Regions from separate parts of the Homo sapiens genome. Here all the other regions are linked to region 1. A link is a loop called in an ENCODE intact Hi-C map of the cell type or tissue named here. Cell type or tissue: HCT116. All regions are shown on one strand. Links, peaks and the distances in the headings refer to the core of each region. The heading gives the core; the rest is flanking DNA.

The links. Hi-C counts contacts between places; a loop is a spot of excess contacts. Peaks named below come from ENCODE experiments on the same cell type or tissue, not always from the same donor. Only the 100,000 strongest peaks of a DNase experiment are listed, where the experiment ranks them.
Region 2: it touches region 1 in a loop (4-fold over the local background); 2 of 110 quality-filtered maps call a loop at or near these places.
Region 3: it touches region 1 in a loop (2.6-fold over the local background); 3 of 110 quality-filtered maps call a loop at or near these places.

Annotation. Positions count from the first base shown.
Region 1 is chr6:27,226,050-27,237,024 of GRCh38, forward strand. TRL-TAA4-1 (tRNA-Leu (anticodon TAA) 4-1) reads right to left here and starts at 4,588; the gene lies at 4,506-4,588. It overlaps TRV-AAC5-1 (tRNA-Val (anticodon AAC) 5-1), which reads left to right and starts at 9,460; the gene lies at 9,460-9,532. RefSeq lists silencers at 9,424-9,473, 9,484-9,533. In HCT116, for the core only: no CTCF peak of the experiment used is centred there; DNase peaks (open chromatin) are centred at 4,532, 4,822, 5,272 and 5,742; H3K4me3 peaks cover 1,841 bases; H3K27ac peaks cover 1,582 bases.
Region 2 is chr6:27,326,915-27,337,889 of GRCh38, forward strand. It overlaps TRX-CAT1-5 (tRNA-iMet (anticodon CAT) 1-5), which reads right to left and starts at 6,142; the gene lies at 6,071-6,142. TRK-TTT6-1 (tRNA-Lys (anticodon TTT) 6-1) reads right to left here and starts at 8,148; the gene lies at 8,076-8,148. RefSeq lists a silencer at 6,067-6,146. In HCT116, for the core only: no CTCF peak of the experiment used is centred there; DNase peaks (open chromatin) are centred at 6,097, 6,327 and 8,077; H3K4me3 peaks cover 1,604 bases; H3K27ac peaks cover 866 bases.
Region 3 is chr6:27,587,368-27,598,342 of GRCh38, forward strand. TRK-TTT4-1 (tRNA-Lys (anticodon TTT) 4-1) reads right to left here and starts at 4,519; the gene lies at 4,447-4,519. It overlaps TRX-CAT1-6 (tRNA-iMet (anticodon CAT) 1-6), which reads right to left and starts at 5,525; the gene lies at 5,454-5,525. It also overlaps the pseudogene RNU6-471P. RefSeq lists an enhancer at 5,040-5,249 and silencers at 5,223-5,517, 5,490-5,579, 6,983-7,277. In HCT116, for the core only: no CTCF peak of the experiment used is centred there; no DNase peak of the experiment used is centred there.

The sequences.
Region 1 (10,975 bases), core at 1,942-6,941:
CTACTCGGGAGGCTGAGACAGGAGAATTGCTTCAACCCGGCAGGTGGAAGTTTCAGTGAGCCGAGATGGAGCCATTGCACTCCAGCTTGGGCGATAAGAGTGAAACTCCATCTCGAAAAAAAAAGAAAAGAAAAGAAAAAAGAAAGAAAAGTCCACATAGTCTAGAGAAGCATAATTTTCCTTGAACCCACGAAAAAGTTAAGGTCTCAGACAACCACGTAGCCTGAAATCTATGGAAAAATATGTGCTTCCAAGTAGAAATGAGAAATGAATACTGGCTCAACCATAGCAATAGGATGATGATGAGGCCTCCATGCGAGAGGGTAAGAAAAATTCAGCAAAAATTCAATATTTTATGACTTGCTGAATTTAGTCTAAGTGTTTATGTCTAAGAAGGAAATTCTAGAACCCCTAGGATCAAGTACTCAAGAAGAGTTTTCACACTTTTGCAGGCTTTTCTTCACAATTCTCATAGTACTGCTGTCCTCCATGTTGCAGGAGAATTGGTTCCAGGACCCGCAAGAATACCAAAATCCACTGATGCTCAAGTCCCTTATATAAAATAACCTATGCACATCTTCCTGTATACTTTAAATCATCTCTAGATTATTTATAATACCGAATATAATGTAAATCCTATGTAAATTGTTGCTATACTGTATTTTTTTATTGTTGCATTGTTTTTATTTTTTTCAAATATTTTTGATCCTTGGTTGGTTGAGTCTACAGATGTAGAACCCGTGCTCATAAGAAATGATGGAGCAGGGCAAGAGATCAGAGAAAGCCCCTTTCAGTGGAACAGGACTGAGAGAATAGCCTGTCCCTAAAGAAAGAAAGCTTAAGCACTTACGGAGTAGCAGCAAACATGGTTATATCCAGAGAGCAGAAAATTCACAGGAGCTGAAGAAAGTAAAAAAGAATGAAAATTTCTACTTCAAGGGAGTATTAGGTACAGAATATCAGAGAATGTCAACTTCTGGGAGCAGGCAGAATGACCTCAGAGACCCTGATCACAGAGTCTGCCTGTCTTAGTCTATTTTGGGTTGCTATAACAGAATACCTAAGCTTACGTAATTTATAAAGAAAAGAGTCTTATTTGGCTTATGATTCTGGTGGCGGGAAGGTTCAACCACATGATCATCTCAACAGACATAGAAAAACATTCAATAACATTCAACACCCATTAATGATTTTTAAAAAATTAGTAAACTGGGAATAGAGAGGAGCTTCTTCAACTTGATAAAAAGCATCTGCAAAAAAAATGTAATATCATACTTAATGGTGAAAGACTGAATGACTTCTCAAGATAGGGAATGTCTGACAAGAATATCTGCTCTTACCACTCTTTTTTTTTTTTTTTTTGAGACAGAGTCTCACTCTGTCGCCCAGGCTAGAGTGCAGTGGCACGATCTGGGCTTACTGCAAACTCCGCCTCCCGGGTTCACGCCATTCTCCTGCCTCAGCCTCCGGATTAGCTGGGACTACAGGCGCCCGCCACAACGCCCGGATACCGGCTAATTTTTTTGTATTTTTAGTAGAGACGGGGTTTCTAGTAGAGACGGGGTTTCACTGTATTAGCCAGGATGGTCTAGATCTCCTGACCTCGTGATCCGCCCGCCTCGGCCTCCCAAAGTGCTGGGATTACAGGCGTGAGCCACCGCGCCCGGCCTCTTACCACTCTTATTCAACATTGTTTTAGAAGTCCTATTTAATGTAATTACACAAGACAAATAAATAAAAGCACACAGATTAGATTGTAAAGGAAGAAATAAAACTCTAGTCATAGGCAACATGATTGTCTATACAGAGAATGCAAAATAATCTAAAATAAAAAATAAATATAACCTAAAATAAATAAAAATAAATAAATATAACCTAAAAATAAAATATCTGAAATAGAATAATAAAAGAATATAGTAAGACTGTGAGATAAAAGGTAAATAAATAAAAATCTATTGTATTTCTATGTACAGAGGTACCTCCACTTACGGTGGGGCTACATTCCAACGAACCTATTTCAAGTTAAGAATATAAATCAAGGCCGGGCGCGGTGGCTCACGCCTGTAATCCCAGCACTTTAGGAGGCCGAGACGGGCGGATCACGAGGTCAGGAGATCGAGACTATCCTGGCTAACACGGTGAGACCCCCCCCCCCCATCTCTACTAAAAATACAAAAGAATTAGCCGGGCGTTGTGGCGGGCGCCTGTATTCCAGCTACTCCGGAGGCTGAGCCAGGAGAATGGAGTGAACTCGGGAGGCGGAGCTTGCAGTGAGCCGAGATCGCACCGCTGCACTCTACCCCAGCCTGGACGACTGAGCGAGACTCCGTCTCCAAAAAAAAAAAAAAAAAGAATATAAGTCAAAAATGCATTTAGTACCTCCCCACTAAAAAAACCCATCACAAAGTTTAGAAAATTTAAGGCAAACCATGGTAAGTCAGTTACTGTATTAGAAATGAACAATTAGGGCCCGGTGCCATGGCTCACGCTCACGCCTGTAATCCTGGCTAGATCACCTGAGATCAGGAGTTTGAGACCAGCCTGGCCAACATGGCAAAACCCCGTCTCTACCAAAAATGCAAAAAAATTAGCCAGGCGTAGTGGCAGGCGCCTGTAATCCCAGCTACTCGGGAGGCTGAGGCAGGAGAATCGCTTGAACCCGGGAGGCGGAGGCTGCAGTGAGCTGAGATTGCGCCATTGCACTCCAGCCTGGGCAACAGAGCGAGACTCTGTCTCAAAAAATAAAATGTCTGATTATTGTAGTTTGCTCAGAAAATATAAGGAGCTCTCAGAACTCAATAATAAGAAAACCAAACAATAACGAATATTTAAGCACACACTTTGCCAAAGATTATATATGGCCAACAGATAAACACATATACTTTATGAAAATATACTTTAATCTTTAGGGAAATGCAAATCAAAATCACAGTAAGATACTAATGTATTTTTGCTAGAATGGCTAAAAAATTAAAACATAATTTAAAACAAGCATTGGTGAGAATGAGGGGGAACATAAACTCTAATATATGGTTCCTGGGAATTTAAAACGGTATGAATTGTTGCTGGAAATTTAAGACAGTATGACTGCTTTGGAAAGCAAGTCAGCAGTTTCTCATGAAACTTGTAATACAAAAGTGATAAACACTACATGAAGGTCCAATATCACTGTGAAGAAGGACAGGAGAGAATTCTAAAAATAGCAGGGCTCAAACAACAATTGGTTGCAGTCATCGGATGCAAGGATAGTCTCTCACTAAGTATATACAGCAGTCGGATTACACATATTTTTCTTTTATAAAACTATAACCACACCGAGGATCATTTCCTTTCATTTTCCTGTCAAGATTGATTTAGGTTAGCCAATTATCTCCTGCTCGTTGAAATAAATTTAAAAGCACATTATTTACTTATTGATGTTTTCCTATAATGTCTTAGCTGAACATTTCTAGTCTGAAAGACTATTTGCATTCGACAATCTTGCTCGCATTTGGGATAATTTCTCCTACTTGAGTCTGATTTTTGTAAGGAATATTGAGAGCCTTAATAGTGGAGTTGGGCTTCTCTGAGTCCCGCTCTCTGGCAACAAAAAAAAGCAGTGCTTGTGGGATTCGCTTTTGCCTGCATCAGAGCCAAAGAGAACCTAAACGCAAAATATTTCACAATTTCCCTTCTTTTGGAACTGAATCGCCTGCAGAATTCAGGTCTCTTTAGGTAGAACATCCACTTAGGCTCTCCTCTTCCCACAATTCCTTTTTTTTGAGACAGAGTCTCACTCTGTCGCCCAGGCTGGAGTGCGGTGGTGCGATCTCAGTTCACCGCAACCTCCGCCTCCCTGGTTCCGGCGATTCTCATGTCTCAGCCTCCGGAGTAGCTGGGCTTACAGGCGTGCACCGCCACACTCTGCTGATTTTTTTTTTTTTTTTTTTTTTTTTTGAGACGGAGTCTCGCTCTTGTCGCTCGGGCTGGAGTGCAATGGCGCGATCTCGGCTCACTGCAACCTCCACCTCCCGAGTTCAAGCGATTCTCCTGCCTCAGCCTCCCGAGTAGCTGGGATTACAGGCGCCCGTCACCGCCCTTGGCTAATTTTTGTATTATTAGTAGAGACAGGGTTTCGCTATGTTGGCCAGACTGGTCTTGAACTCCTGACCTCAAGTGATCCGCTCGCCTCAGCCTCCCAAAGTGCTAGGATTACAGGCTTGTCAATGTACTTGAATACATCCCACAGTGATAGGAATGTATTCAAGACTTGAATACACTGTGCTGTTAGGCCATAGGAATTGTGGGAAGAGGCGTCTCCTACTTAATACTGCTCACCGAAGCAATTTCCTTGAAGATTAAAAAAAAAAAAGTAGTGTTGGGCAGAATATTGTTTAATAACCTTCGTTATTATTTGAAGCGTTTACACGCAAAGTGAGAAGGTTGTCATATTAGTTTTTATGTAAGCATACCTGGCTTCCAACTCTGCGGCAGAAACCGCAAACGTCAAAGTACACACCAACGCTTACCGGGAGTGGGGCTCGAACCCACGCGGACACCTGTCCATTGGATCTTAAGTCCAACGCCTTAACCACTCAGCCATCCCGGTGATAACAGCCAGTTTTGTTGTCAACGTTTACTAGGCTAGAATTTGTAGTTTCTGGAAGATTATGAGTAATTTTATATCCGCGAAAACTAGGACCATGTTTAAAAGAGTGTACAAAGTTAATAAATCTTTCTAATATTGCTTGGAAATAAACAAATGAAAAGATATATTTCCAAAAGTATGACTTAATCACTAATTTGCGACAGGCATTATGCTAGGTGTTAGGGAAAGACGAACCATCCCTGATTCCTTGGACTTCCATTAAAATGAGGCGTGTTGAGGGAAATCCACGCCTGTCAATGCTAGGATCAGAGCTGAATCCTAAAGATTCAGCAACCTCCGCCTCCCGGGTTCAGGCGATTGCTGGGTGTAGGAAAGAACATGTCAGAGAAAAGAGTCTCCCATACATTGACATACAGAAGAGTTTTTAATTATTCTATTGTTGTGATTTTTTAAAACATGGACTATACAGTATAATCATCTGTGGATTTTGTAAAATATACTTATCTAGATAGTTTAAATTCCTACATATGACAGACAAAAAAATAATAGAAACGTAGAAAAATAGCTTTATTATCTAGGGGACAGAATAACATTAAACAAACAAACAAAACTAAAAACACAAACAATAGGCCGAGCGTGGTGGCTCACGGCTGTAATGCCAGCACTTTGGGAGCCCGAGGAGGGCGGATCACCTGAGGTCAGGAGTTCGAGGCCAGTCTGGTCAAGATGGCGAAACCCCGTATCTACTAAAAAATACAAAAATTAGCCGAGGGTGGTGGCATGCGCCTGTAACCCCAGCTACTCGGGAGGCTGAGGCAGGAGAATCGCTTGAACCTGTGAGGCGGAGGTTGCAGTGAGCCGAGATCGTGCCACTGCATTCCAGCCTGAGCAACAGAGCAAGACTCCGTCTCAAAAAAAAAAAAAAAACCACAAACAGTAAAGCAAAACACTGATATGGTCTGCTGCACCCAAATCAAAGAAAGCCACAATGGAACAGTAAATAGACAAATACAACCAAAGTAGAAGATACTTGAAATATTTACAAATGAAAATAACTTAATCTACATGATATAGTAAGAAGCCATTAAAATCAGCAAGATCAAACAGCAAGCTCAATAGAAAATGTGTAAAGAAGCTGGGCGCGGTGTCTCAAGCCTGTAATCCTAGCACTTCGGGAGACCGAAGCTGTCGGATCACCAGGTCAGGAGTTCGAGACCAGCCTGGCCAATACGGTGAAACCCCGTTTCCACTAAAAATACAAAAATTAGCAGGGCGTGGTGGCAGGCGCCTGTAGTCTCAGCTGCTCGGGAGGCTGAGGCAGCAGAATCGCTTGAACCCAGGAGGTAGAGGTTGCAGTGAGCCGAGATTGTGCCACTGCACTCCAGTCTCGGTGACAGAGCAGGACTCTGTCTCAAAAAGAAAAAAAGAAAGAAAAGAAAATATATAAAGAATAGGGACAGGGTCCTCATCAAACCCATGATAAGAAGAACCTGAAAAGATTAACATTTTAAATATTTAATATTATCAATATAAAATGCAAGATAAAATAAGTTATTACTCAACCTACATTACATTGGAAGAATTAGAAAGCTTGATGTGTCCATTATTGCAGAAATGGGAATATGGAAGCCCTCATATCCTGCTGGTGGAAGTTTATATTAATGTAGCCATTTTGGAAAGCAGTCTAATACTTTTTACTCAAGTTAAGATTGACACACTCAATGACCTAGGTATTCGGCTCCTAGGTGTATATTCCCCCTCATGTCACAAAGATATAGATTGTATCATATGTGGATGTTAATTGCCTCACTATTTTTCCTCTTCCAGAATCAGATTCAGCCTTGAAGCCAACATTGAACAGTAGATACGTGAAGTGTGGTAAACACATAATATTAAATATTATGCAACTATGAGATGTACTAGAGTATATGTAAATGTACCAATCTTTTTTTTTTTTTTTTTTTTTCTTGAGATGGAGTCTCACTCTTTCACCCAGGCTGGAATGCAATGCCATGATCTTGGCTCACTGCAACCTCCACCTCCCTGGTTCAAGGAATTCCCCTGCCTCAGTCTCCCGAGTAGCTGGGATTACAGGCACACGCCACCACGCCCGGCTAATTTTTTTTGCATTTTTAGTAGAGATGGAGTTTCACCATGTTGGCCAGGCTGGTCTCGAGCTCCTGACCTTGTGATCTGCCTGCCTTGGCCTCCCAAAGTGCTGGGATTACAGGCCTGAGCCATAGCGCCTGGCCGCATGTACCAATCTTAAAAAGAAATTTTTTTTTAAAAAGATACTTGGCCGGGCGCGGTGGCTCACGCCTGTAATCCCAGCACTTTGGGAGGCCGAGGCGGGTGGATCATGAGGTCAGGAGATCGAGACCAGCCTGGCTAACAAGGTGAAACCCCGTCTCTACTAAAAATACAAAAAATTAGCCGGGCGCGGTGGCGGGCGCCTGTAGTCCCAGCTACTGGGGAGGCTGAGGCAGGAGAATGGCGTTGAACCCGGGAAGCGGAGCTTGCAGTGAGCCGAGATTGCGCCACTGCAGTCCGCAGTCCAGCCTGGGCGACAGAGCGAGACTCCGTCTCAAAAAAAAAAAAAAAAAAAAAAAAAAAAAAGATACTTAACACAATAAGATTTTCCCTTCTGTTAGCACTAATCATTCTGCTCTCTGGCATTCAAAATCTTGCTACTTGCTACTGCTCATCATTTTCTCATCTTTTTGTCCCTGTGTATTTATGTCTTTAAACACCCTTAATGCTTTGTATAAGTGTAGTTTGGAATAAAGAGAAAGCAAAAGCTGTGCTTAATTTGCCATCATTATAATTAGGTCTATCTGTGACTTACTATGATTTTTTCTCACCATGGAATCCTAAGGATTGGTAAAATAGTGTGTGGTGATATCCACTTGTGGTGATAGGGAACCATCATTTTATTGGGATCAAATACCAAAGAGTCTAGAAAATAAAATTTTACGTCAAATTTTCTTGTCTCTCATTTCACCACTTCAGTCTATTGAGGTTAAGCTGAAAGAACAAATATCACATCCAGGACAGAACCTCATTTGCAAGCTGCTTGCTATTTTTCTGACCACTTTCCCTAAGTTCTGACAAATGCTGGCTCAGTTACTACTATTCCGCCTTCCTTACCGCTCCAACTTTTCAAAATATAGAGCTAAAAGCCAGATCCACATGAGCTGCCCTAGAAAGACGCAAATGCCTTTATATCCTGGGCATTTTCTATTCCTGGGGTTCTGGACTCAAGACCTTCTCAGGCCATCTGAATCCCTGGCCTACTCTTTGTTGGCTGAAGCTGGCAGCTTTCCACATTTTTCACAGCTTCCATGCTAGTCTCAGAAATCAGCTGTTAATTTGGTATTCTGAATGTTTGGCAATTGTAAGCACTTGGGCTTTGTGGAGGGCCCTTTATGGAAGCCAGAAAAAAATGAGGAAATGTTAGCCAGACCCCAGAACCCTGTAGTCTGCTGGAGCAGGCAACCAGATGATAACAATTGTAAAATAATTCATTGGTCTCTCTATTATGAAATTTAAAAAGCAGGATAAAGGGATCAGTCCTTGGTTTATTTTGGATCTCCTGCAGAGCAAAACCATGACCTTCTGCATATAACACACAGTGATAATCACTACACTAACACAAAATGTCATAGCTGAGGACAGGTACAAATGCTAGAAAAAAAATGGCTACAGTAAAATCCAAGGATAGTCTCACTACAAGATAAAGTAAGGAGAGTATTTCAAGTGCTAAACAATTTTATATGCATCTCAATTGGCACAAGTTTGAAAGACCCATCAATTACAATACACTGAAAAAAGGTAAGTTTAGATATCCAAAACTGAACTCTTGATTGTTACTTGTTCTCATTCATTCATTCACTAAAGAAATGTTAATTAATTCTCTACTAAAAGTCCTAAGCCAGAGACTATTAAGTAGCTGGGAATAAAGCAGTGGACACGACAGACAAAATATCCTTTTCCTCATGGAATTTATGTTTTAATTCCTATCAAATAGCTGTTGATGATCAAATATGCTATCTTTTGACGAAAATTTTTACCATAGTTAGCAGAACTCTATCGCTTCTTTAGGATTTATAAAATCTAGCCTACTAGATGCTTTTCACTATGCTAAGGATGAGATAATTATGGATGAGGAAGCTTATCCTCATGTTCATATATATATATGTATATAAAACAGCAAAAAATACATAGTGTGAGAAGCATATATACATATATATACATATGTGTAAATATACATATGTATTTATTACCAATTACCATGTATGATATATAGATATTTGCTCATTGGTAACTGATCCTAATGAATACGGTTGTTCTGTCTTGATTTTAAACTTCCCCTTACACACCCAAGCTATTTATTTCTTGTTATACGCCTTTGCATGAACACTGCGTCTGCCTTTTGTTTCAAACCTCAAGAAAGAGTCTCATTTAGGAGTAAGCGGGACTTTGAATGAATCTCACTGACAGGCTGCTAGCATGAAGAAAAAAATACTCGAGGTCACCAATATCCTGCTTAATTTTCAGTCATCGAGAAATGAACATTAGAGCGTCTTATGAGAGCAGAGAGCAGAGAACATACCAAAAAAAAAAAATGAACTGAAATAAAATTTCCCGAGAGACTGCCTGATATTTCCCCGCCCTGTGCTTCTGAAGGAATTGAAGCTTCAGGAGAAGCATTTGCTTGATTTCGAGTTGTCGGGTTTTAAACTATGTATTCTAAGAATTAGAAAGTGTAGGGGAAAATATTACCCCTCTGCCAAAGATATACCCTGACGGAACGGATAAATTTAAAGTTCATTTTAACTAATTCAAAACTGAAAAACACTCTCACTAAGCGAGTTTCCGTAGTGTAGTGGTTATCACGTTTGCCTAACACGCGAAAGGTCCCCGGTTCGAAACCGGGCAGAAACAGAGCGTAGTTTCGTTTTTTTGGTTGTTTTTTTTTTTTTTTTTTTTTTTTTTTTTTTCTTCTCTTGAGAAGGAGTCTCACTCTGTCTCCAGGCTGGAGTGCAGTGGCGCGATCCCGGCTCACTGCAACCTCCCACTCCCTGGTTCAAGCGATTCTTCTGCTTCAACCTCCCTAGTAGCTGGGATTAGAGGTACGCACCACCACGCCCAGCTAATTTTTGTATTTTTAGTAGAGACGGGAGTTTCACCATGTTGGCCAGGATAGTCTCGAGCTCCTGACCTCGTGATCCACCCGCCTCGGCCTCCCACAGTGCCGGGATTACAGGCCTGAGCCAGCGCGCCCGGCCCATAGTTGTTTTGTGAAATTCTGAATCTGTTTATATATATATATGTGTGTGTGTGTGTGTGTGTGTGTATACACACACACTATATATATGTTTTATATATATATAAACATATATATAAACATTAGTTATATATATATAAACATTATATATATATAATTTTTTTTTGAGACGGAGTTTCGCTCTTGTTGCCCAGGCTGGAGAGCAATGGCACGATCTCGGCTCACTACAACCTCCACCTCCCGGGTTCAAGCGATTCTCCTGCCTCAGCCTCCCTAGTAGCTGGGATTACAGGCATGCGCCACCACGCCCGGCTATTTTGTATTTTTAGTAGAGGCGAGGTTTCTCCATGTTGGTCAGGCTGGTCTTGAACTCCCTACCTCAGGTGATCCGCCCACCTCGGCCTTCCAAAGTGCTGGGATTACAGGCGTGAGCCACCGCGTCCGGCCCAGAACTGGTTTTCAATCAGTTCAATCTGTCAGTAACAATCGCTTCTGTGAACACACTTTTGAAAACCAATCAGTGTCTGCTCCTGGCTTCGGAAAGTGAGCTGATCAGGGATGGACTCACTCCAATAAACATACCTATGAGTGCCGACCAAACAATGGCAGTCTCTGACAAGTAACCATGCTCCCATAGATTATATCAACCTAATGAAAAAAAGATCAGCCATCTGTTCTGTTTTCAGGGACTGTGTTTTACAATATAGCTCTCCCTCGAATGAGCTTTGATTTTGTCTTTTTAAAGTATTGAGCGGTGGTTTCGTCATCCTTTGAAAATGACCCTTTGTCAGATCTGAAATGTCTAAGTTTCGTTTCTTGCTGGGATTATTTTTACCATTTATTTTTCACATCTGTAATTCTGTGTATTCTATAAAATGATATAATCTTTACAACCACTTTGTTTTGCTGTAAATGTAGACCTTGGCAGGCTTTTGCTCCTTTATATATGTTTATCAGTCAGACTGGGCAAACAAAATCCCAATGTTTGAAAACACACTCTAATGGCGAGTCTTCAACAGTCACTCCACAAATATTTACCGAATGCCTACTCTGTCTTCAGAGCCATTCTGAGACCTGGTGATCTGGAAGAAAAAAGAAAA
Region 2 (10,975 bases), core at 3,528-8,527, 100 kb after region 1:
AAGACTCTGTCTCGAAAGAAAGAAAGAAAGAGAGAGAGAGAGAGAGAGAGAGAGACTGTTTGTGGCAATATGATAGCAAATTATAAACAACACCTAAGGCCATGCCAGACAAGAGTTAAGTCACACACCCATACACTTAAAAAATAAACTGTATTCTAACTGCCACAAGGTTAATTTTTTTCCTTTTTCTCTAACAGCTAAGCAAACATTGGCTTCAAGATAAATAATACTTAAAAAAAGTTACAGCTCACCACCCATCAAACACTGACTAACTGACCCCTCCATTTCACAAGCCATAACTACAGCTTTGATTAGGCAACAGACTAGTTTCAGTAACTTCTCCTAATAAAAAGACCACCAACCACAGACTGGTTCTGGCCAGTTTACAAAGGCTACTTCATGTCCCTGCTTTACCTCCGTGTCCCTGCTTCACCTTTTGACATATAGGGGCTAATTGTAATTTTTTAAATATCAAGTCTCAACCCCATAGTAACATAGTAAACATAAGTGACATGTAACTTACATGTTTACTTATCATGTATATGCACATTCCCCCTTTGAAAATATTCATAACTCCTCCTATAACCTGTTAAATATGTATGTTTAGCAAACCTGTTCAGCATAAAACTCCTGCCCAACCCCTCCTCCCTCAAAGTGTCTCCTTCTGGCTTTGGCTGGAAGCTACACTTTCCAACCTGTCAGTATAGCCAGCTTACAGGCTGTAACTATTTTTAAAAAGTAAAGTATTCTTTCCAAATTTATACATCTCATGATTTTTCAGTTGACAACAGTATAGTCTTGAATACATTTAAAAAAACAAAATGCTAAAAAAAAATAAACTTTTAAGGGCTTTTAGAAAGAACAGGAAACCATAATGTTCTAGGTCATAAAAGAAGAAAGCAAGAGAGTTAAAAGCAGAAAAATGAAATGGAAAACAAACATAAAGAAAATAAACAAAGCCAAGGGCTGGTTACTTGAAAATACTAACAAAATTGATAACTACCTAGCAAGTCTGATTAGGTATATTCTTATATATAAGAGTTCACATAAATTACTAATATCAGAAACAAAAAAAGGACATCACTATACATCCCTGCACACAGTAAAAAGTATATGAGAGAATATTATAAATAGGCTGGGCGTGGTGGCTCATGCCTATAAACCCAGCACTTTGGGAGGCTGAGGCAGGCGGATCACCTGAGGTCAGGGGTTTGAAACCATCCTGGCCAACATGGCGAAACCCCATCTCCATTAAAAATACAAAATTAGCCGGGCATGGTGGCTCACGCCTGTAATCCCACCTACTTGGGAGGCTGAGGCAGGAGAATTGCTTGAACCCGGGAGGCAGAGGTTGCGGTGAGCCGAGATCGTGCCATTGCACTCTAGCCTGTGCAACAAGAACGAAACTCTATCTCAAAAAAATAAATAAATAAAAATTAAAAAATAAAAAATAAATAAAAAAGGACATCACTATACATCCCTGCACACAGTAAAAAGTGTATGAGAGAATATTATAAATAATAACATGGCAATGCATTTGAAAATGTAGATGAAATGAAAAAATTCCTAGGAAGACACAGGTTATAAAAACTGATACAGGAAGTAATAGAAAATTTAAATAGTGCTATTAAACAAATGAATCAGTAATTTAAAAACCTTCTTACAGAGAACACTCCCAGCTTATACTGCTTCAAAGGTGAATTCTTCCAAATATTTATGAAACAAATAACATGAATCTTGCACAAACTCTCAAGCAATAGAGAGAAAGGAACACTTCCTAAAATATTTTGTAAGACAAGCATACTCTTGGGTATCAGACATATCTTATGTGCCACCTCTGATTCTCTTGCCATCTTACCTTGCAACTTGTTTTACCCCAATAGTCATGGCAATCAATTTCCTCTGAGTGCAGAAAACAACAGGACTTCACTGTTCACCTCTGTTGAACTTCTCGTCTTCTGCTATAAGGCTTCTCTGCTGCTGTTGAAACATGAGCTGCTGAGCGATCTTTGATATCTGCACATGCCCAACTTCTATATGTAGGGCTATTAATGCTCTATGGAGCAAAACTTTGATCAGTTGGATATAGTAGCTGACCAATAATTTTTTTTTTTTTTTGAGATGTGTCTTGCTCTGTCACCCAGGCTGGAATGCAGTGGCATGATCTTGGCTCACTGTAAGCTCTGCCTACCCAGTTCAAGCAATTCTCCTGCCTCAGCCTCCCAAGTAGCTAGGATTACAGGTGTGCACCACCATATCCAGCTAATCTTTGTATTTTTAGTAGAGATGGGTATCACTGTGTTAGCCAGGCTAGTCCTGAACTCCTGAGCTCAACTGATCCTCCCGCTTTGGCCTCCTAAAGTGCTGGGATTACAGGTATGAGCCACCATGTCCAGCCGTGACCAATAAATTTTTCCCACTTTCTTCCCCTAAATAGCCTTCCCTGAGATTACACTCCTTAATACATTAATAATACATTATAATTTGATTCAGTGGATGCTGTTTACATGAGTGTGTTCAGTTTGTGAAACTTCATCAAGGTTTACACTTACAGGTGGAGTTTTATGTGTGTATGTTATGCCTCGATAACATGTTTAAGATGATATTATTTGCAATATCTCCAAAAAACATTTTCAACCTAGAAATAACTCTTATAAAACTGTGCAGGACCTCTATTCAGAAAACAATAAAACGTTGCCAAAAGAATGTAAAGAATACCTAAATTATTCTAACGATATACTGTATTAATTGAATGCAAGAATAAAAGATTACAATTCTCCTTAAAATAAATTATAAAGTCTATGCAACTAAATTAAAAGACACTATTGTTGTGAAAATTGACAAGCTCATTCTGAACATTCTATAACCAGGCAAAGATCCAAGAATAGCCAAGACAACCTTGAAAAGCATAGAATGAGAGGATGTACACAGATAGATATCAAAGTTTATTATAATGCTATGATAATTAAGATAGTAGGCAATTTTCATAATGATATAAAAATAGAAGTGTAACTAAATACAGCATCCAGAAACAGAACCAAATATTTGTACACACAATTTATGAAAAAAAAACAATGTATAGTAGTGAGGGAATTGGTGGTCTTTTTAATATGTCATACTACATTCTTTGGATATCGAATGGGGAAAAATAAGTTTTGACCTATAAATTATATAAACAAAAGTTAATATTGATGGATTTTAAATGTAAATGTGAAAGGTGAAAGTATTTCACTCCTGTGTATAAATCTAACAAAATGAATACATATGTACACTGTGACATATACAAAAATGTTCCTGTTTTTTGATGTTTATTTGTAATAGCCCCCAAATAGAAACAGCATAAATGTCTATCAGCAATAGAATAAATTGGTTAGTAAAAATACAATGAACATTGTACTGCCATGAAAATGAAATTACTGCTACATTTAGTAACAATGATTAATTTACAGGCATACTTGAGTAAAAGAAAAATACAAAAGAGGGAAAACAATACGACTCCATTTACATAAGTTGTAAGGATAGGAAGAAGTGAACTCTGCTGTTAGAAGTTGGGATGGTTGTTACCTTAGAGGAAGAAGGCAAAAGTGACTGAAAGACAGCATAAAGGGAGTCTCTGAGGTGCTGGTAATATTTTATTTCTTGATCTAGATGGAGGTTACTCATAGGCTTCCTGTGTGAAAAGTCATTTACCTATACCCATATGATTTGTACTTTTATTAAAATATGTTCTAAATCAATTCTTTAAAGGTTTGTTTTAGACAATGAAGTGATAAAACATTAAAGAAACCTAAGAGACATGTAAAACAAATGTAAAAGGAAATGAGAACACAGATAAGCAGAGCACCACAACAACCAGTTGCTTATGCTTTTAGAGCTCTTGCTCATGGAGGCAAATTTGGGCTTATGCTTTGGCAGCTTCTAAATTGAGGAAAACCGAAGTCACTAGGACCTGCTGAAAATGGAGAACCACTCTACACGTCCTCAGTGTCATACATGCAGATTAATAATAATCTAGAGAGAAAACTCAACTATCATCCCTAGTGAACTGCCCGAAAAGTAGTCTTGTCACTTAGGAATGCACCAAGTAAAGAAAAGAAGTAGAAAATATCTTCATCTTGATAAATCAAAGCCACAAAGGTGACCTACAGTAGATCGGCATCCTGGAAGTGCATTTCCTGAATAGTCCAGGGAGCCTTAAGTTATAAACTTAACTTATTTGAGATTTGTATTGCTTATCAATTGCTGTAACAAATAACTCCAAATGTAGTGGTTTAAAACAACACATTTATTATCTTACTGTGTCTGTAACTTGAAAATCAAAGTGTTGTATTTGGGTAGTTCCAGCTTAGGGTTCCTCCTGGGGTTGCAATCAAGATGCCAGGCTAGGGCTCTAGTCATCGTAAGGCTTGACTGTGTCTGGAGGATCTTCTTCCAATCTCCCTAGTGGGTGTTGGCAGGAAGGCTCACTCCCTCCCCAAATAGGCTACTAAACAGGACTGCTGGTGACATAGTAACTGGCTTCCCTCTAGAGCTTATCTATCACTTACATTAGACACAAAGACCACCCCTGGTACATAGGGAACTACACCAGGGCAAGAATACCAGGAGGTAGAGATTATTGGGGGTCATCTTAGAGGCTGCCTACCAGATAGGACCTCTGTCCACCTATGACCCCAGTCTCTCTCACAAAATACACTCGTCACCTTCCAAAAGGGCCTAAGGGTTCCAGAATTTAGCATTTAAATCACATCCAAGTATGTATGAGACACTTCGGGTATGGTTTCTTAAGTATGCCCACTCAAATACATAGAGAGAAACCTTACTGCACAAACCAGAAAACGCCACTACATCTGTTTTGTTTTGTTTTTTGAGATGGAGTTTTGCTTTTGTTGCCCAGGCTGGAGTGTGGTAGCATGATCTCGGCTCACTGCAACCTGTGCCTCCCTGGTTCTAGCGATTCTCATGCCTCAGCCTACTGAGTGGCAAGGACTACAGGCATGCACCACCATACCTGGCTAATTTTGTATTTTTAGTAGAGACAGGGTTTCATGATGTTGGCCAGACTGGTCTCGAACTCCTGACCTCAAGTGATCCACCTGCCTCTGCCTCCCAAAATGCTGGAATTACCGGTGTAAGCCACTGCACTTGGTCTGCCACTACATTTGGGCAAGAGGTTGACCCCTTTACTCTCAAAGTAAAAGTCTGGTATTGTACCAACCAAGCCACATAGGTCCTAAGAAGATATGCTTATTCATATTGAGAAATGATTTTAGCACATATCACTAATGTTGACTGGTATTGTAAATGAATTATTGGACTCAGAAAAGACAGCTAAGGAGGTGGTTTGAATTCCATGGAGTCAATTCATTGAACAGAAGTGTATTCATGTACTCTGAACATTACTTGTATTCGCTAGTGAGCTGTTACCTGTTTGTTTTTCTTTCTTTTTTTTTTTTTTTTTTTTGCACTAAGTCTAAGAAATCAAACTGGTTTATATAGGATTAATGTAAATAGGATCAATACAACAGTCCTTACTCATTTACCTAAGATTTGTAAAAGGTAAGACTGAAGAGGTGGAACCAACTGATTGCCTTCAGCAAATAGTTATTGAACTTAACATTCGCACCCAAAAAAAGACTTTTCTGGTGACCAAGAAAAACAACAAAACTAATGACAAAGGCAGAGAGGTGGAGAGCAACTAGTTTAAAACAATAAAGTTATTATATGTTGTCAAATACTTATTAAAGCAAATAATTAATAAAGGAAGAGAATGTCCTGGCAATTAACAGAAGTAAATGTGGGTTTATACAACGTAGTAATAAAAAAGCATCTCAGCTGAGCGTATGCTTTTGTTTGTCCGACACCTGGGAGGAAAGGAATTTTCCAATGTAGGACGGTGTGGATCAGTGAAGTAGGTGAGTTTTGGGAGAATGGTGAGATTTCAAAGGTGGGAAAGAAACACATAACAAAGAGCAGAAGCAGAAATGAGGGTTTTCAGAAACTGTTGAATGCATGAAAACCTAGGGACTTGGTTTTTGTTTTTTGCGTGTCGATTTAGCTGTAAAACTCATAGCAGAGGATGGTTTCGATCCATCGACCTCTGGGTTATGGGCCCAGCACGCTTCCGCTGCGCCACTCTGCTAAGCGGTTTCTGAAGACCACTGATCTTAATTTCAATCATCAAAATCACCTTTCAGTACCGACAAAATTTTCATTGTCTAATTATTTCATTTTGTATCTGATCGTTTACACTGTCCCTATCTCTGCCAAGCAAGTCGAAGATTCGCTACCCGATAATCAGATGGCCTCAGGTCATAACCTCCAGATCTGTGCTTTTCCAACCTGCCAAAGATCGTCTGAGCCTCTTAGCAAGCACTCGTTTATCATAGCGAGCCTAGGAGGAGGGCGCCAAGCAAAACACTAGGTGTAGTCTTCTCGAGTAGAATCCAGGCAGTCGTGGAGCGAACGCAGCTGCCACCGGAGAGGAATCGTGTTAACAGTCTTATTTGTTTCTGTCAAAAAATTTCATAGACAACCGTAGAAGAGATGTTTTCCCCTTGATGCAGTAAAAATGATTAATTTTATTAAAGTTCAACTCGAGTTGTGTGTGTTCTGTGTGACGAAATGGGAAGTATACATAAAGGACTTCTGTTGCATACCTCAGCACAATGTTATCTCCCGAAAAAGCACTCCTCCAACTTATTCCGTTGCAAGCATAACTAGTGGCTTTTTCAGAAAACACCATTTTTATTTGAAAGAATGATTAAGAAGCTATGGTTATTAAGACTTGGTATTTGACAGACATGATTTTTTTTTTTTAATTTTTAATTAACCAAGTGAGCCTGCCACTTCAAGGAAAACAACTGACAGTATTTGTGACCAATGATAAGATTGGGGCTTTCTAGCAAAAAATTTGAATGTTGCAAAACTTGTATCCATTATCATGAGCTTGACAACTTCCAACTTCTGACTTTAATGAAATTGTTCGTGATAGCAGTGTAATTTTAAGAAGTTTAGTTGACAGTAAGTATTGTACGTATATATGGGATATAGAGTGATATTTCGATACATGTATAAATATGTAATGATCAAATGAGAGTTTTTTCATTTGCTTGCAAAGGCACAAGATTTTAAGCAAAACAAAAACGGTGCCCCTGAAATAAAGAGGATAAACCTGATGTGTAGCTCAAATTATTACATGACAGCTGCAATTTCGATTGGATCCCTTTTGGCGCCGTTTTGACAGAAACACGAAAAAATAATAATAAACTAATAAAGATAAGATCTTCCTCTTCTTGTAGCTTATATCAATCAGGGAACAGAGCTTTTAGGAAGTCCCTGAACACCAGCTCTCGTTTGTAGCTTCCTTTATGATGACGCTAGACAGGGTCATTCTGGAATATTGCAAATGTTTTATCATTAGTAATGTAAGCTTTTGGATGATGATGGAACATGGGCTAAGGCTAGCATGCTCGTATTTTTTTTTTCTCATTTACTCTATCTCCCTGTCCACACTAAGACTGAAGGACTGCCCTCTTTGATTTTCCTTGGTAAAGTGCTCGCCACTCGGGCTTGGAGCCCGAGGACTCTCATCGAATTGCTAGTCACATACACAATTAACCAACTTTTCTTTCACGAATTATTTCTGATGTCATGTCTAAGAACTCTTCAGGCAAGGAGCGATGTCTCACGCCTGTAATCCCAGCACTTTGGGAGGCCGAGGCGGGTGGATCGCCTGAGCTCAGGAGCTGGAGACCACCGAGGGCAACATGGTGAAACCCCGTCTCTACTAAAAATACAAAAAAATTAACCAGGTATGGTGGCGCGCGCCTGTAGTCCCAGCTACTTGGGAGGCTGAGGCAGGAGAATCGCTTGAGCCCCAGAGGCGAAGGTTGCAATGAGCCGAGATGGTGCCACTGCACTCCAGCTTGGGCTACAGAGTGAGACTCTGTCCCAAAAAAAAGATAACTCTTCACCTAGCCCTCTGTTCTCAAATCTTTGCTACTGGCTAAGGTCAAACTCAACTCATTTCTTGATGTTTCCTCACTCTAAGCAAGTAAAAGTTGCATTTTTAGCGCCTGGACAGGGACTTGAACCCTGGACCCTCAGATTAAAAGTCTGATGCTCTACCGACTGAGCTACCCAGGCTCCTTAGGGAACTGTTTCATACAGTTCTACAAATAGGATCAATGATTATCACGGTTCAGTGATCTTACATGCGAAAAGAGTAATTCAGTGGAAGTTCCACAGAATCAGTTCAACCACCATTCGTTTATGTTTTCTTCAGGTTGATAGAAAAGAAATGTAAGCAACATCAAAAAACCAAATTCTTATTTGTGTGGTTCGTGGAAAGAAAAATAAACAAGAAAACAACTGATTGCCCCTAATAAATATTTATGTAATGTTTAGTTAAATCCGTCAGCAGTGTCATATTTACTGCGCAACAAGAAATAACCAAAAAAGACACAAAGAGGAACAAAGAAACAATTAAAAAACAAAAACAAGAGAAGTGGGAAGTTGGCCGGGAGCGGTGGCTCACGCCTGTAATCCCAGCACTTTGGGAGGCCAAGGCGGGCGGATCACCTGAGGTCAGGAGTTCGAGACCGGCCTGGCCAACATGGTGAAACCGCCTCTACTAAAAATACAAAAGAAAAAAAAAAAAAGTAGCCAGACGTGGTGGTGCATGCCTGTAATCCCAGCTACTCAGGAGGCTGAGGCAGGAGAATTGCTTGAAGCCGGGGGGTGCGGAGATTGCAGTGAGCCAAGATCGCGCCACTGTACTGCAGCCTGGGTGATAGAGCGAGAATCCGTCTCAAAAAAAAAAAAAAAAAAAAAAAAAAAAGTGGGAAGCAACCAGTGGAAAGCAATGGTAAGAGCCTGACAAATCTCATAAAATCTCCCATTATTTTTTTCTTGGTGCAAGAAAAAAGCAAGTCATTAAAAAGGAAGAGAATGTCGTGGTGACTGTGATGGGCCTACTTTGTACTTTTCACTGCTCTGGGGTGTTCTTGCCTGTCTAAAAGAATTTTGACAAACGTGATACCTACCACAATTTTTTCAGTGGACATCTAACGTTTTTCATTAAGTTTAAATTTTTCTGAAGGATATAGTGACTTGTATCATAGGAATCTAAAAACCACAGTAATTTAATACTTACCAGCAACCTTTTAAAAGAGAGAGGTGAACATTGCTACCTCTTTAATTGTGGAAGATTTTACATTGATCCTTTATTTCTCTGCATTCATAGTGCCATTGCCTGTCTCTTATAGAATTTTTATCCCAGTACAATGTCATTTTGTAGTTTTTTCTTGATCTTTCTATGATACTTCTTTGGACCAAATATAGGTATAAATATTGAAGTCCATTGTTATTTCCTGTTACCCAAAATGTGTGTTAAAAATAGTTTTTCTGGATTGTGTTATATTTGCATCTACTGCTAGTACATAATCAAAACATAATAGGTAAATAACAATTTTAAAGCCCCTTTACTGAAAGGTGTAATGGAAGTCAATGTGGAATTTGTCATCCCCTTTCCTCCAAGAAATTGTACACAATATGCAAGTCCACCTCGATGGATGGAGGCTCTAACTTAGTATTCCCAATTGTTTCCATGTTGGGAGCTCGAGAGGAGAGAATTTTTAGGCCTGGAGCAATGTGTCATAGGCAAACAACTACCAGAAATTTATCAAGTGATATCTTTCCATGGAGTGCCATCACTGATTTGATTATCAGACTTTTAGGGAAAATACAGAAGTAGATTTAAACTCTGAGTTGCCTGTAGGCCAGGATGGTTTTGATCTCTCAGTCTCTGAGGTCATGAGCCCAGCAGGCTTCTACTGTGCCACGCTGCTTACGAATAGGTAGCACTGCTAATATTCCGTTCAATTTTTACTGTTTTTCCAACATGAAGATGGTTTCATTGTTTTCCTGAGTCTTTTTCATTCCTTCCTCCTTACTCACTCCTCCCTTTTTCTGCCTCTTTAAAATTGGCCCCTTCAAGAAGCAGGTGTCTTCAGTCCCTCCATCTCTACGCAGTCCCAATCTGTCAAATATTTGACCTTTGAAGTCCTTTCTTCAAAAGCTTCCTTGAGCTCAGAGGAGGAACTACAGAGAGAATCCAGGAGGAGCCCAGCAAGCAAAGCCCTCGGGAAACCCTGCTTGAGAAGAACCGGGGGAGCTATGGAATTAACACCTCTGCCTCAGGGAGCAAGTGTCTTAACCACCTCCTATCAAAAATCTCAAAGGGTTTTCTTTGCATGGAAGGGAGCCAGACTTTCAGAATTTCATTTCTGATTGGATAACGTTTGGATCCGTTTTGACAGGAACCAGGAGTTCCTGTGTTTGAAAACCGGAGCTTATTTCAGGCAACTGGGCTTTTGTTGAGGCTGCCTCTGAGTTGGTATGTTCTAGGAGTTACCTGACTATATGCCAAATAATTTTCTTCCACACAGAAGTGACTAGAAGCCACATAAATATTGCCCACCAAACCCCAATTTTAAATCTCTACAATTTAACTTTCCAAAAACTCCTGTAGTCGTTCCTCCGACAGAACAAGTGTGACAGAGAAGTTGAAGTGGAAGGGACAGTGAAATTCCTGATTGTTTCATGTCCTCTCTTGCTTGTGGACTTTGCAGTTGCATTTTCACTGGAGGGTCCTCCCCTTTTCTTATTTGCCAGTTCCTACTTGTCCTTCAGATCTCAGTTTAGACATAACCCATTACCTCTTTCTGAAAGTTTTTGCTGACTCCCCAAGAGTGGTTTTAGAAGCTCCTGGAATATACACAGGATTCCTGAGATTATTTTAGTTATATTAATAGTACTTACTATTATATGCATAAATTAAATGATCGCTTACCTGATCCTACCCTAAATATTAGCATACTCAGGGCTCAGTCCTTAAATACCATATATATACAAATGCTTCTTTCCATCTTGGAATGCTGCTTCACACACCAGACTCGCTACCTTTTTTTTT
Region 3 (10,975 bases), core at 2,786-7,785, 360 kb after region 1:
TACCTGGAAACAACTCAGATGCTCATTGGTTGATGTGTGAAAGGCCTGATGCAAAGATTTTTGAAGTCTGCTCTCTGAAATGAGAAAATTTCCCATGGGGTATGCATAATATATGCATGACAATTATTCATGTATTAGCTGCTCTAATCCCACAAAAAATCCTCAATATTTTCTAAAATGTAGAAATAGTAGAAATCAACATTTTCTGACCCTTGAAAATTATAAAACTTTCTTTTAAAAACTAGGGCCGGCCGGACACGGTGGCTCATGCCTGTAATCCCAGCACTTTGGGAGGCCGAGGCAGGTGGATTACCTGACGTCAGGAATTCGAGACAAGCCTGACCAAAATGGAGAAAGCCTGTCTCTACTAAAAAATACAAAAATTGGCCGGGCATGGTGGCTGGTGCCTGTAATCCCAGATACTCGGGAAGCTGAGGCAGGAGAATCGCTTGAACCCGGGAGGTGGAGGTTGCAGTGAACCGAGATCACGCCATTGCACTCCAGCCTGGGCAATAGAGCAAAACTCCATCTCCAAACAAAAAAACAACAACAAAAAACTAGGGCCAAGGGGAAAATATAAACAAAAAGCATAAAATTTCTATACAACAAAGGCAATGAAAATCTTACGTAGCGGACTCCATACGATAACACTAAAGCAGTAATCAAAGGAAAACTTGTAGACTTAATAAAAAGGAAACGGCCGGGCGCGGTGGCTCACGCCTGTAATCCCAGCACTTTGGGAGGCCGAGGCGGGCGGATCACAAGGTCAGGAGATCGAGACCATCCTGGCTAAAACGGTGAAACCCCGTCTCTACTAAAAAAATACAAAAAACTAGGCGGGCGTGGTGGCGGGTGCCTGTAGTCCCACCTACTCGGGAGGCTGAGGCAGGAGAATGGCGTGAACCGAGGAGGCGGAGCTTGCAGTGAGCCAAGATAGCGCCAATGCACTCCAGCCTGGGCGACAGAGCGAGACTCAGTCTCAAAAAAAAAAAAAAAATAATAATAAAAATAAAAAGGAAACAATACTTCTACCAATAAAAAGGAAATAATATTAAAGCCAAAACTCTGTCTCAGAGAGTGACTTAGTTTGGGTTCCCAAGAAACAGATTACCTGAGACAGAGATTATGTGCACAAAATTTATTAGAGTACACAGAAGAAAATGTAGAAGAATGAGAGAAAAGCAGAATTGGAGAGATGAAAAAGTAAAACTGCAAAGCAGTTACAGCAGAGGCTTCAGCCAAGCCACAGGAGCTCTGGTAGGATGCCCTTCAGAACTGTCCCAAATTGAAGCAAAAATGTGGTCATTGGATACTGTTTGCCCCAGAGAGAGCGTCTAGTCCTGAGAGAGTGCAATCTTTGGCAGGGGCGCTGTTCCTTGAGGCGAAATGACACTTTAGCAGTCAACACTCCTTGAAGCTATGAGAATGGAGCTTTGATACTGTGGAGAGGGGTAGCCCTATCAGATATTAAAATATACTCTTCATGCATCTATAATTAAAGCACTATAGCATTCACAAATGAATAGAAAAACAGTCTAGTAATGTAATACAAAGTCCAGAAGTAAACAAAATCACATATGGGTATTTAATATTTGATAAAGCATATATTTCAAGCCATAGGTGCAAAGATGGACTTTTTGACAAGTAGTTCAGGAAAAATTTGTTAGCCAATTAGAGCTAAAATGAAATTCAGCCCTCACTCTTTATGCAAGAATAAATTCCAAATGAATCAGTGATCTAAGTGCAAACACTGAAACCTACAAGTATTAAAAAGAGTCATGTGTGAATTCCCTTGTAGCCTGGATATAGAAAGTTTCCTAATTATAACTTAAACTGTAGATATAATAAAAGAAAATTTAGTATCTTAAAGTACCTACAAATATGGTACAAAAAAATATGATAAACAGACTCTAAACAGAGTTAACAAATGGTGGGAATGGGTGCCGGGAGACTATTTGCAATGTGTATCACAGATAAAGAGTTAATATCCTTAATACAGAAACATTTTTCAACAATTGAAGAAAAAGGCCAAAACTTTATAGTCAAATGGGCAAAAAAAATTAACAGATAATTAATATATATATTTGCACATATGAAAATATGTTTAAATTCTGTAATAAAAAATTGCAAATTGAAACTATATGAAGATACTGTTTCTCTGCTATCAGCTTGGTAAAAATTTAAAAAGTATGTCAGTGCATACAGGAACAGGTAGTGTCATTGATTTCTGGTAAGGAAGCACATTGTTATCAATATAATCTTTATGAAGGGGAATTTGACTATGTCTAACAAAATTATATATACATTAATCATTTCACCCAAAAATCCCAAGTCTAACAATTTACCCTGAAAATCTACATCCAACAAAATGAAAATATACATCAGCATATTTACTCATTGCAGCATTGCTTGCAATTGCAAAATTTTTTAAACAACCTAAATGCTTAAGCATAAAAGAATGATTAGATTGTTACTTCCACACAATGGAGTACTTATGCAGCTGTACAAAAGATCTCTGTGAACTGACATGGAGAGATTTCAAAGATATATTGCTAAACAAAAAAAGTAAATCAAATCAGTATCTATATACTGTAAATCAATACATATACTATCTATAGATATGTACATATCTATAGATACTATATATACAATATGTATATATCTATAGGTACTATATATACAATATGTATATATCTATAGATACTATATATACAATATGTATATATCTATAGATACTGTATAGATATCAATATATATACAATATATAAAGCAAATCAATATCTATATACTGTAAATCAATATATATACAATATAGTATAATATTTTTCGTCTGAGAAAGAAGAGGACATTTTAAAAAGTATGTATCACCAGGCGTGGTGGCTCACACCTGTAATCCCAGCACTTTGGGAGGCCGAGGTGGGTGGATTGCGAGGTCAGGAGTTTGAGACCAGCCTCACCAACATGGTGAAACCCTGTCTCTACTAAAAATAGAAAAATTAGCCAGGGCTGGTGGCGCGCGCCTGTAGTCCCAGCTACTCGGGAGGCTGAGACAGGAGAATCGTTTGAACCCGGGCGGCAGAAGTTGCAGGAGCTGAGATCGCGCCATTGCACCCCAGCCTGGTCTAAAAATAAATAAACAAACAAATAAATAAATAAATAAGTATGTGTCTGCCTGCTTATTCAAAAGGAGGTGCAGGAAGGATAAAAAAGAAACTGGTAAAATGGATTACCTATAGGGGGTAGATGAGAATGAGTTGAAAAAGCTGGAGAAGGAAAGAAAAAGAAGCAATGAAGGGAAGTGATATTTCTTCGAGTATGTCTCTTTTGCACAGTTTAACTTTTAAAATGATGTTATGTTTTAAGTATGTACAAAAAATAAAATAGGCTGAACACAGTGGCTCATGCCTGTAATCCCAGCAATTTGGGAGGCCTAGGCGAGCGGATCTCCTGAGGTCAGAAGTTCAAAATTAGCATGGTCACCATGGTGAAACCCCGTCTCTATTAAAAATACAAAAATTAGCCTGGCATGGTGGCGCTCCTGTAATCCCAGCTACTTGGGAGGCTGAGACAGGAGAACCACTTGAACCTGGGAGGTGGATGTTGCAGGGAGCCAAGATCACGCCATTGCACTCTAGCCTGGGCAACAAGAGTGAAACTCCGTCTCAAAAAAATAAAATAAAATAAAAAAATAAACAAGGTCAGGGGAAAGAGTCAAAATGGACCTGATTACTTCAAATGAATCACATAACTGAAAAAGAAAGGGCGAGACCTTACAAAATGGATCCAAATGCAGTGTTTGGACTGAATATTGTCAGGCTCAAGACAAAAGGGACATGACAAAAAAAACTATCAACAACGTTGAACTCTTGGTACCTTTGTTTCATAGTGGCGTTGTTTAGCGTGCTGCCCACAGAAGCCATGCACTAGAAGCCCATGATCAGGGTCATTAACCATAATCCAAATCCCAGGATAATGACAGAAATAATGTAAACACAGAAAATACTATTTCAAAAAGTGTTTGGAAATGAGTTTTTCAACTGGGAACTGTTGCAAAGTGGTCAAATTTTCTGTGAAAGAAGAGCTGGTCTAAACTCCAAGGAACCACAGAGACAGGCTATGCAAAGGTCACTGCTCTTAAAGATTTTGGATTTTAATCAAGACTGCCCAAAGTGCTCCCCCATGCCTGGATTAATGAGCCATTTCAAGGGAGTTTTAAAATGGTCCATTTCCCAGTCATTCCATCACCAGTTTATTATTTTTATATCATGTCCTTTTCCTCTTCTCTTGAAATCTTGGGGATACGTTTCAAATAATATTGGGAAAGCATAATTTAGTGAAGAAAGCGATGCATTTGTCTGTTTCGGCCTTTGTGATATTTCCTTCTCCTCACAAAATGTTCCCAAATGGGATGGGTTTAGACCTAACTGAAGTAAAACTTCTGAAGTTCGCCTGAACAGGGACTTGAACCCTGGACCCTCAGATTAAAAGTCTGATGCTCTACCGACTGAGCTATCCAGGCTCTCTACACTGGGCTCTAACTCACTAAGAAGTGCTAATAAGGCTCATGATTTCAGTAATTATTAGGTTCTTCCAAGCGTTCTGGTCATATACCTGTGCCTCAGCACTGCAGCCGAGCTTTATTATATTGAACATTCATTTCAACCTCAAACTGTTTATTCGTTAAATATAAAATTATTGTGTAGTATTTATTACAGGGGAAATGACGAAGAAAATCGGGCTCAGAATAGAGTGGGACCCCTTCGGTAGTGAATAATCCCGCAGCTCATTATTGCGAACAGCAGCCCTTAGAGATCGTAGCTGGCTGGTAAAGGCGGCTTTAGAGCGGACGCCCAGGCTTCTTCATCAGCTTACCAGAAGGTTGGAGGCAGAAGGTACGCATTTCAACAATGACTTCGATAAGTGGGAAGAAACTTCAGAAGTATCAAACATTTGGGTAAAGAAAGATTGTTATGTCACAAGGGAAGCAGTTCAATTCCCGTTGTTTCCTCCGGTGTTTTCCTAGCTCTTTAAGAGATGAAGTTTCCTGGAATCGTAATGCCAGAGCAACACACAAGTGACACCCGCTTCTGTCTGGGGAATTACCTTCTTCAAAACACACGTCAAAATTTTATAATATCTTTTTCCCGGTCGCCCAACCTAGTCTTCATCTTTCGCTCTCTTTTTCTTCACCTCTTCCTCAGTCTTTCCCTTCTTCACACCGGTCTCTGCTCCTCTACCGCCTTATTTTTCAGACCTCCCATTTGCAGATTCACTCATTTCTCCGCTTATGCTTCCGTTCTTTGAAAGTGAACCACTAGGTTTCAGAAAGCACCAGGCAGTTAAAACAGAGTTTACTCCCTCGGTCACTGTAGGTCTTCAGTCATTCATGAGAGGTGTTAAAGCACCTCTAACAAGTGCAAGATGCAGTGTTTTGGAGGAAAAAAACAGGCACCTAGCAGAGGATGGTTTCGATCCATCGACCTCTGGGTTATGGGCCCAGCACGCTTCCGCTGCGCCACTCTGCTGTCCCCTTCAGCTGTTGTGCCTTATCTCCAAGTAACTTAAACATCTCCTAACACCGCTGTCCAGCTGCGTCAATATTTTTTTCTTCCTTATCCATTTATCTTCTCTAGTCTCTGTCTTTCATCCTCGAGTTGTCTCACGTTTCCTTCTCAACATAGTCACCTACAACTTGTTGTTTGCTCCTTTGCAACTTAAGAAAACCGATTGAAATCCTTTCTCAGGAACTTGATTTTCAAACCGTTAGGCTCTCATACACCGACTTCTAGGGTTGGATTTAGAATTCAGGGCTTGTTCGTTTGTTTGTTTGCTTGTTTGTTTGCTTGCTTGCTTGCTTCCCACGCCTTCCATAGTGCACTCACTGTCTGCATTTGGAACACCTTGACTCCTCCGTGTCCCTGGTAAGACAAGGGCACTGTGTGGTCCTGTGGCCCTGTCCTCGGCCAGGTTGGAGGGACTAAGGAGAAACTGAAGATGCAGCGAACGGAAGAGAAGGAAATGCATGTACTTCTGAAAATCGTTGCTCGCGGAATTGAGGCAGACGTGGAGACGACATGCCTACTCAAAGAAGATTCAGTTTTCCGTGTCCCCACCACAATGAAACTTCTTTCACAAAGATCATAATGGGTATTCCTAACTACAAGGAGAGCGTGTGTGTGTTGTCCACTTGGCCTTTGGACACTGGGTCGGAAAACTGAGGCTCAGATCGCTTTCTAGGTGCGTCTGTGGACCCGTTTTTGTCAGTCTTGGTTCTTCCAGCCAAGGAATTGCGCAAAGCTGTTTTAAAGATTCTGTGTATAATTTAAGCTCCCCAATGGGGTGAGCTTCATGGGCCTGAGATCTATGCAGTCGCACAATTTACCACCATCCCCCGAGCACCCCTACACACACACACCCAGTCCTACTCTTGGGGTTTAATGTTTTGTAATGACTCTCTTGAAGTTCTCAATAGTTTTATCCTTAAACTTATGTTTTGTAAGCTATAGCCAACATGACAATGTAGCATGCTTAGGCATGGGGGTCTGTTGGCTCCCAAGAGTTCTGCCGAAGAGTTGACTCCCAAGAGCTCTGCTTCCCCTGGATGGGTTTTCAGCAACGAATTTGCCCTGCTAACTGACATCCTTCCCCACTCTCTTTCCCGACCCCTCTTCCCCACCTGCCTCCAGCAGTAAAGCCCCCTAGGGGGTCTACAGAAGAGGGATTAAGTTCCTGCAGCCTAATCCCGGGATTTCTGGGGTGTGGCATAATGGCTGTCATTCCCGACACTGGCTGGCAGACTGGCAGAGCCCAGGTGAGTTAGGAGGGTGTCTTGGTGGGAGTGAGCCTGCAGCTCACACCCATATCAGTATATATTCATAATTATAACAGCATTGTCTTCCTGCTTTTTGAACAAGGGCTCCCTCATTTTAATTTTTCACTGGGCCCTGCAAAATATATAGCTGGTTCTGCTCCCCAAATTTCAGTGGTGTTTGGTTCTCTTTGCTGGGCTCCCCTCAGGCTTCTTTACTATCTTGTTCTCATACTTGAAAAATCAGACCCTGGGGGCCGGGCGCGGTGGCTCACGTCTGTAATCCCAGCACTTTGGGAGAACGAGGCGGATGGATCGCGAGGTCAGGAGTTCGAGACCAGCCTGACCAATACGGTGAATCCCCGTCTCTACTAAAAATACAAAAAAGTTAGCCAGGCATGGCTGAGATTGCGCATGGCTGTAATCTCAGCTACTAGGGAGGCTGAGGCAGGAGAATTGCTTGAAACCAGGAGGCGGAGTTTGCAGTGAGCCAAGTCACGCCGCTGCACTCCAGCCTGAGCGACAGAGCAAGACTCTGTCTCAAAAAAAAAAAAAAAGAAAAAGAAAAAAGAAAGAAACATCAGACCCTGGATTCTTAAAGATGGAGCTTGGAGTCCTCAAGGGAAGAATTTGGAGGCTTCATTTTGAAACCCCAATGCTTAATACTGCTATAAGTTTCTATTTTTACATTATCTAAATATTATAAAATTCAAGTCAGAAAAGATGCCAAACCATTTAAATTACTAACACATTTAGATAATATATCAACTAATCTCTAATAATTTAATTACTTATCAGACATTTTTTGAACAGTGACAAAGATTCTCTTCATGACCAAACTCTAGTCAGGTTCCTCTGAAGGCTCTTCTCAACAAAAGCTCTGACTTTTGGACTTAAATGTTTGTAGCTCTGCATTGCGCACTTTTAACAATAATCGTGTTAAGTCAGTTTAGCCAGAATCCCTCATCCTCTATTATCTGATCACCCTTCATATCTGATCAGGTTCCTCATCCTCCACCATGCTCCAGTGATGTAATCACCCTGGCCTGCCTTCAAGAATCCTATCAGGCCAGGTTAGCCAGAAACCCCCTTACCTGTGATGTTTCCTTTCAGTAATTTTCTATCCAGTGACCTCATCTCCCCACTCTGATCCTTGGCTATAAATTCCCGCTTTTCCTTGTTGTATGCAAAGTTGAGCCCGGTCTCTCTCACCTACTGCAAAATCCCTCTCTAATAAAGTTTTCCTTACTGTCTTTAACAATTGCCATGAATAATGTTTTCCTTAACACCAACACCATGTGTTTTGCTTTTTATATATAAATAACACATAATTTAATAAATTTGAGCTAAGAAAGATGCCAATGAAAATATTCATATTTTTATAAGTATTTTTTGTTTTTGTTTGTTTGTTTGTTTTTGAGACAGAGTTTTGCTCTTGTTGCCCAGGCTGGAGTGCAGTGGCACAATCTCGGCTCACTTCAACCTCCTCCTCCAAGGTTCAAGCGATTCTCCTGCCTCAGCTTCCTGAGTAGCTGGGATTACAGGCTCCCATGACCACGCCTAGCTAATTTTTGCAGTTTTGATTGAGATGGGGTTTCACCATATTGGCCAGGCTGGTCTCGAACTCCTGACCTCAGGTGATCTGCCTGCCTCGGCTTCTCAAAATGCTGGGATTGCAGGCGTGAGCCACCACGCCTGGGCGAGATTTAAAACACTATCTTCGCTGTACATTTTGGTATTCCTTTTTTTTTCTTTTCTTTTTATTTTTATTTTGAGACAGAGTCTGGCTCTGTCACCCAGGCTGGAGTGCAATGGCGTGATCTCAGCTCACTGCAACCTTCGTCTCCCTGGTTCATGCGATTCTCCTGCCTCAGCCTCCTGAGTAGCTGGGATCACAGGCACCAGCCACCAAGCGCGGCTAATTTTTTTTTTATATTTTTGGTAGAGATGGGGTTTCACCTTGTTGGCCAGGCTGGTCTCAAACTCCTGACCTCAGGTGATCCGCCCTTCTAGGCCTCCCAAAGTGTTGGGATTACAGGCGTGAACCACTGCACCTGTCCCATTTTGGCATTCTTGATGTGAAGGAGAAACACAGTTACTTTAATCGTTGTTAGAGGGTAGTGTTAAATATGATTTATACTATATGATAAGGGATTTTCTTTACACTATAAAAATTGGCTTTGATTGTTTATATATAAAATGAAAAACTATATGTATACAAGCAGCAGTTAGAATTGTGTTCACTTCGGCAGCACATATACACAAATTGGAACTATACAGAGAAGGTTAGCATGGCCCCTGTGCAGGATGACATGCAAATTTGCGAAGCATTCCACATTTTTTTTAAAAAAATAGGGTAACCAATGATACGGAAATAGCCTAGAACAGTGGTTCTCAAACTTTGCACATTAGAATCACACTTCAGGATCTTTAAAAATAGAGTCGTACCTTGGTATCAGTAGGAGATTGGTTTAGGATCTCCTACGGATACCAAAATCCATGCAAACTCAAGTTCCTTATGTAAAAGGAGGTAGTATTTGCTTATTGAAGGGGTGGCCTGCCCCTCCACACCTGTGGGTATATCTCAACAGGCGGGACGAGAGACTGAGAAAAGAAATAAGACACAGAGACAAAGTATAGAGAAACAACAGCGGGCCCAGGAGACCGGCACTCAGCATACGGAGGACCTGCACTGGTACCGGTCTCTGAGCTCCCTCAGTTTTTATTGATTATTATTTTCATTATCTCAGCAAAATGAATGAGGTAGTTGAGCAGGGTGATAATAAGGAGAAGATCAGCAAGAAAACATGTGAGCAAAAGAATCTATGTCATAATTAAGTTCAAGGGGAGTTTACTATGCCTGGATGTGCACGAAAGCCAGATTTATGTTTCTCTCCACCCAAACATCTCAGTGGAGTAAAGAATAACAAGGCAGCACTGCTGCCAACATGTGTCACCTCCCGCCATAGGGCGATTTTTCTCCCGTCTCAGAATTGAACAAATGTATAATCGGGTTTTATACCGAGACATTCAGTTCCCAGAGGCAGGCAGGAGACAGTGGACTTCCTCTATCTCAACTGCAAGAGGCTTTCCTCTTTTACTAATCCACCTCAGCACAGACCCTTTACGGGTGTCGGGCTGGGGGACGGTCAGATCTTTCTCATCACATGAAGCCATATTTCAAACTATCACATGGGGAGAAACCTTGCACAATACCCGGCTTTCCAGGGCAGAGGTCCCTGTGGCTTTCCGCAGTGCATTGTGCCCCTGGTTTATCGAGACTAGAGAATGGTGATGACTTTTACCAAGCATACTGCTTGTAAACATTTTGTTAACAAGGCACGTCCTGCACAGCTTTAGATCCCTTAAACCTTGATTCCATATAACACATGTTTTTGTGAGCTCAAGGTTGGGGCAAAGCATCTCAGGGCAAAGCAATTGTTCAGGGTACAGGTCAAAATGGAGTTTCTTATGTCTTCCTTTTCTAGTTAGACACAGTAACAGTCTGATCTCTCTTTTCCCTACACTTATGACCTATGCACATCCTCCTGTATACATTAAATTATCTCTAGATTACTTATAATACCTAAAATACAATGTCCATGCTATGTGAATAATTGTTATATTGTATTGATTAGGGAATAATGACAAGAATATAAGAATCTGTAATGTTCAGTATAGACGCAATCATCCTTTTTTTTAAAAAATATTTTTTTGATCCACAATGGTTTAATCAACAGATGTAAAACCCACAGACATGGAGGGCTAACTGTACTAATTTTTGTAGGCTTCTACCCCCCTCCCCCCAGACAAACTGATTTCATAGGATTTGGTTGCCGGTGGGCATCAGAGTTTTTATTCCATTGACCCCTAGCTTACAAGACAATTATGTGACTTTTGCACAGACAGCTGCCATCACAAACTGCCTTTTTTATGGTATAAAGGGTCTCTTCAGGAGCTCTTAAAATGACTTCTTTCAAGTGCATTGATAGAGTTTGTAGAAAATATATTGCTACTGCTGTCTACCCTAAAAGACATCTTTACAAGTGAAAGCTTCAAAAATTTCCCCGAAAAGATTAATATGGAGTTAGTTACTTGAATCAAATTCTGGGCTCTTTAATAACCTTGAGAATATCTCTGGTCTGCTAGATTTTGACCATCTCAACT